2 separate regions of the Homo sapiens genome follow, and region 2 is linked to region 1. The links are chromatin loops, found by intact Hi-C in ENCODE. Cell type or tissue: K562. All regions are shown on one strand. Each heading gives the region's core, and the rest is flanking DNA. Links, peaks and the distances in the headings are about the cores only.

Region 1 (2,925 bases), core at 262-2,761:
CATGACATATAGGGACTATGGGAACTACAATTCAAGATGAGATTTGGCAAGGGACACATAGCCTAACCATATCAACTGCCAAACTTACATCTCCAGTCCAGATAACTCCTCTGAGCTCCAATCTTCCTAATTCAACTATTTAACACTTTCTGGCAGGGTACAGTGGCTTGTGCCTGTAATCCCAGCACTTTGGGAGGCTGAGGTGGGAGGACCACTTGAGGTGAGGAGTTCGAGACCAGCCTAGCCAACATAGTGAAACCCTGTCTCTACCAAAAATACAAAGCCAACATAGTGAAACCCTGTCTCTACCAAAAATACAAAAATTAACCAGGTATGTTGGTGTGCACCTGTAGTCCCAGTTACTCAGGAGGAAAAGTCATGAGGATTGCTTGAACCCAGCGGGCAGAGGTTGCAGTGAGCCAAGTTTGCAGCGCTGCACTCCAGCCTGGGCAACAGAGCAAGACTCTGTCAAAAAAAAACTATTTAACATTTTTTTCTGATATTGCCAATTTTAAATGCCCAAAACTCATTATTTTAACATCTTCCCCCACTTACCTCGGTTCTTCTGGGTTTCTGCAGTAACTTTTATCACCATCGATTCAGTTGATCAAACCAGAAATCTCCCTTTCACTAATATCCAGCATCTAGGCAACCAGTAAGTGGCTTGTACTACCTAATATGCTGTCTCATTTTTCCTCTCTTGAATCATCTCTACTGCTAACACTGTAATCCACACCATCATTCTCACCTGTATTGCTGGAATAGGCTCCCACCTGTTCTTATCTCTTTCTTGCTGCCTCCTCCCTCACCCCTGGTGTATTTTTGACACACCAAGAAGAATCATCTTAAAATAAAAAATTGGATTATGTTGGTTTATTGGTTGGTCTTGCTTTCTCTTCCTCTCTCTCTCTCCTCCTCTCTTCTCTATTCTCTCTTACATACTCTAGGACCCACAACTCTCTCACTATATCTGGAATCCCCAGAACCTAGCTCAACATTGACACTTAAGAGGAGGACTTTAAATATTAGTTAAATGAATCATTGAAGTGGACAAATTAGGGTATCCTACGATCATTTAAAATCCAGAAACAAAGGGCTAAGAAATCAGTAAGAGAGCCAGAAACCAATGCACATGAGTAAAGAAAGCTAAAATAACAGCCAAGGAGGAGTAGACAATATGAAAAATAGAGAAAATTATTAGAATTGAAAAGTGTTTGACTTAGTATCTGAGCCTTAAAGAGAAATTGTTGCTGGTAGCTGAGACAGTTGCAGTACTCATGTAGTGTTCTGGAAAGGCCTTGAAGCTTCCAGTGACCCCATATGATCTAGTCTTTTGAGGTATATTTGTTTGATATTCTATTCCTCCTTATTGCTATGTTTATCTTTACAGCAGGCTGAAGGATATTCTGAGTTCCTTGGTATATCAGTTGTCTACCCAAACAACACTCTAATGTTGATTATCTCCTGAGTTGACTGGGAGGGTCTCTATTCTTACAACTGGAAAAATGACAGATTAGGAGTCTGTATGATCCCTCCCAGGGCTGGTATTCTGTCTTGTTCATCATAGCTCTGTTTCTGGTGCTGGCACACACTAGGAACCTGAAAAATGTGTGTTGAAATGAATTCAACAGATCAGAGCTCTCTAATGAATTGAAATTTTTTTGGACTTTTTATGGCTTTCCCCTTTCTTTTAGCAGAAAAAGAGAATCAATTCTAGTGAAGTCCATTTCACGGCTAATGAAGCTTTAGCTGCCATGTGTCCAAGTGTGAAGACAGTATTAGAATATGATATGGTTTGGCGGTGTCCCCACCCAAATCTGATCTTGAATTGTAGTTCCCATCATCCCCATGTGTCATGGGAGAGACCAGATAGAGATAATTGAATCATGGGGGCAGTTTTCCTCACCCTGTTCTCATGATAATTGCTTCTCAAAAGATCTGATGGTCTTATAGGGGGCTTCCCCCTTCTGTGGGCACTCACTTTTCTCTCCTGCTGCCATGTGAAGAAGGACTTGTTTGCTTCCCCTTCCACCATGATTGTAAGTTTCCTGAGGTCTCCCTAGCCTTGTAGAACTGTAAGTCAATTAAACCTCTTTCCTTTATAAATTACCCAGTCTGGGGCAGCTCTTTATAGCAGCATGAGGAATGAACTAATACAGTAAATTGGTACTGGGTAATGGGGCACTGCTGTAAAGATACCCAAAAATGCAGAAGCGACTTTGGAACTGGGTACCAGGTAGAGGGTGGAACAGTTTGGAGGGCTCAGAAGAAGACAGGAAAATGTGAGAAAGTTTGGAATTTCCTAGAGACTTGGAGGGCTCAGAAGACAGGAAGATGTGGCAAAGTTTGGGACTCCTAGAGACTTGTTGAGTGGCTTTGACCAAAATGCTGATAATGATATAGACAATGAAGTCCAGGCTGAGGTGGTCTCATAGAGAGATAAGGAACTTGTTGGGAACTGGAGTAAATGTCACTCTTGCTATACAAAGAGGATGCTGGCATTTTGCCTCTGCCCTAAAAATCTGTGAAACTTTGATCTTGAGATAAATGACTTCAGGTATCTGGCAGAAGAAAGTTTTAAGCAGCAAAGCATTCAAGAGGAAGCCGAGCATAAAAGTTTGGAAAATTTGCAGCCTGACAATGCAATAGAAAACTAAACCCCATTTTCTGGGGATAAATTCAAGCCTGCAACAGAAATTTGCATAAGTAACAAGGAGCCGAATGTTAATCCCCAAGACAATGGGGAAAATGTCTCCTGGCCATGTCAGAGGCCTTCACGGCAACCCCTACCATTCACAGACCCAGAGGTTTAGGAGGAAAAAATGGTTCTGTGGGCCAGGCCCAGGGCCCCACTCCTGTGTGCAGCCTAGGGACGTGATGCCCTGTGTCCTAGACGCTGCAGCCATAGTCAAAAGGAGCCACAGT
Region 2 (2,925 bases), core at 286-2,785, 70 kb after region 1:
ACCCAGGAGGACACACACGGTCAGCCTCCTCCATCACTCTGACCTTGTGGTCCCCCCACTCCCCCTCACCCACTGCCCCAGCTGACCTGGCCACCTTGCTGCTCTGTAAATACACCATGTACACTGGCTTCAATGCCAGGCTCTCTTCCTCCAGACACCTCCACGTCCTCCCCCACCCTCTTCAAGTCTTCATTCATATGTCTCCTCTCAATGAGGTCTATTCTGACAACTCTATTTTCAATTGCAATTAAGATCATTTATCTCTTTTTTTTTTCTAAATCACTTAAGGCCATCTAATGTACTATAAATTAACTTATTTGTTTTAATTACTGGCCGTCTCCCCCCACCAGAATATAAGCTTCATGAAAGCAGGAGGTTTTGTCTGTTCTTTTCACTGTTTTATCCCCAGTACCTAGAACACTATCTTGCACATACTCAAGTGCGATAACTCATCATTTATCTGTTAAGTGATTTACTTTTTGCCTTTGAATCCACTGAGATTCAAGAAGGAAAAAAGAAGTACCTCCTGGCAGCCAAAATAGATCTCTGTATTATCAAAGAAGTTATACAGATGGCAAATAAGTATGTGAAAAGATGTTCAACATGATTAGCCATTAGGGGAATGCAAATTAAAACCACAGTGAGATACGACCACACACTTATCAGAACGGCAAAAGCAAAATATAGTAAAGGCACCAAATGCTGGAGAGAGGATACAGAGAGGATGCTGGACCTTTCACACATTACTTGTGGGAAGTAAAATGATACAACCACTCTGGTTGTAGGTAACTGCCATACAGTTACCTACAGAATTAATTGTAGATAACTGCTATATTTAGGCAACTGCTTAAATTTTATAGGTAACTGCCATGGTAAAAACATACCATGGTAAAAAACATGGTATGTTTTTACCATGGCAGTTAATTTTACCATGGGAAATTAAACATTTGTTTACCATACAGCCAACAATTTCACTTTGGGCATTTATACCAGAAAAAGTGAAAACATGTTCACACAAAATAATCTGTACACAAATATTCACAACAGCATTATTCATAATAACTCAAAACTGGAAATAACCCAAATGTCCTTCAGTGGGCGAATGATTAAACAAACTGTTGTATATCCGTACCATAGAATGCTACTCAGTCATCAAAAGAAAGGTTAAGTTACAATAGCAAAGATTTAGGTTAATCTCAAAGATGTTTCTTAATAGATTTGTTCAATCCAGAATGAGTAACCATGGGACATCAAAATCATCCTTTGCTAGAATTCTTTGAAAATACGTTAGATGCTTATTTTAGTAGATGGTAATGAGTCTATTGAATAACAGTTAGGAGCAATAGTCATGGGGAAGGGTTATGACTTAGTACCTGCTCTCCCAGACCTGATGGTCTAATTGGGGAGACAGAAGGAATGGTCAAACATAGTCTAGTAGGAGGTATTCAATGATAGGGAAGAAAGGGAAGCTATAGGAACATAGAATATGATCATCTTACCCAATCTTGGAGGCAGGCGGATACAAAAATGGTTTCTACACACAATTAAGGAACAGGAGCATAGAAAAGAAAGGTTAAGTTACAATAGCAGAGATTTAGGTTAGTCTCAAAGACATTTTTTAATAGATTTGTTAAACCAAGAATGAGTAGCCATGGGACATGAAAATCATCCTTTGCTAGAATGAGCATAGGAGCATAGTGATATGAAGGAAGAGGACTGGACACTTCCATTTTGCAACAGTACAGCTAGTCAATAGTGTATCCAGGGAACTGCAGCTTGGGAAAGTAGTAAAAGTTGAGGCTGGACACTGGGGACGGGTGACAGTGAGCAGGGACCAAGCCATGAAAGGCCTTTCCAAGTAGCCTGAAGAGTCCAGGCTGTGACATAACCAGAAGTAGCAACTGGATGGAGGCGCTAGTAAAACTGGTTTCTGCCGTACATCACAGGCCATTCCTTAAACTTTCCTATTATTTCTAGAACCCATCTTTTCCCAGGGTCCTTTACTTTCCTCTGAGATCAACCCTCCCTGAGCTCTAAGGCCGAGTTCCAACACCACCTCTTTCTCCAGGAAGCCCCCTCAACCCCCTCACTGCAGGGTCTTACCCACTCCTGGGTAAAGACAGTGCAGGTATTTATGAACATGCATGATCCAGCAGTACCTATGGTGAAGTGTGATGGTGAAGAAGCCAGCAGCCAGCCTGCCTGAGTCCCAATCCTGGCTCTACCACTTGCCGTCTGTGCTTTATTTTCTTATGTGTAAAATGAGAATGATAGCTTTATTGTCACAAAATTTATCTCAGGATTGAATAATTTTATTGATGTATTTAACTTAGAGCAGTGATTGGCACAAAGTAAGCACTTAATAAATATAATCTTTTATTACATGTTGTGGCCCCCACACCCAACTGCAGGCAAAGCACATCACATGATCAATTAACTTTAGACTAATCAGGGAGTAGTGGTTAATGTTCTACCCTCACAGACAGTCACCTCGATCTGTGGCCTCATACTCTGATTAAACAATGGTCAATGCAGACTGGAAATACTTTCCTTTCATGGGCAGTCATGTGCTAGAGGTTACAACTCCAAGCCGTGATTTAGAACTAGGTCATCTTCCTAGCTCCTCTGTCTTCATCCTTGGATGACCTAGGACAAGTGCCTTCACCTTTTAGAACTTTGCTATTCCCATCTGTACACTGAGAATGAATTTCTATGAGGTTCAAAATGACAGAGGGCTAGGCAGCACTTTGCAAAGAGCTGATGCAAATGTGATTTCCGTTTCCCAATCTGCAAACCACACACCTCTCATCCCTCACTTTCACTTCCAGAAGCACACTCCCCAGACTGGCACAGCTGGTAAGCCTCCAGTGCAGGGAACAGGTATATTTTAATTTGCCCCACCCACTGACTTGATGAATTCTTTCT

Evidence for each region. Hi-C counts contacts between places; a loop is a spot of excess contacts. Peaks named below come from ENCODE experiments on the same cell type or tissue, not always from the same donor. Only the 100,000 strongest peaks of a DNase experiment are listed, where the experiment ranks them.
Region 2: it touches region 1 in a loop (4-fold over the local background); 4 of 110 quality-filtered maps call a loop at or near these places.

Annotation. Positions count from the first base shown.
Region 1 is chr9:114,876,128-114,879,052 of GRCh38, reverse strand. No RefSeq gene overlaps it. Among named protein-coding and RNA genes, the nearest start is that of TNFSF8, 53 kb to the left of the region's middle. In K562, for the core only: no CTCF peak of the experiment used is centred there; no DNase peak of the experiment used is centred there.
Region 2 is chr9:114,806,348-114,809,272 of GRCh38, reverse strand. No RefSeq gene overlaps it. Among named protein-coding and RNA genes, the nearest start is that of TNFSF15, 1.8 kb to the right of the region's middle. In K562, for the core only: no CTCF peak of the experiment used is centred there; no DNase peak of the experiment used is centred there.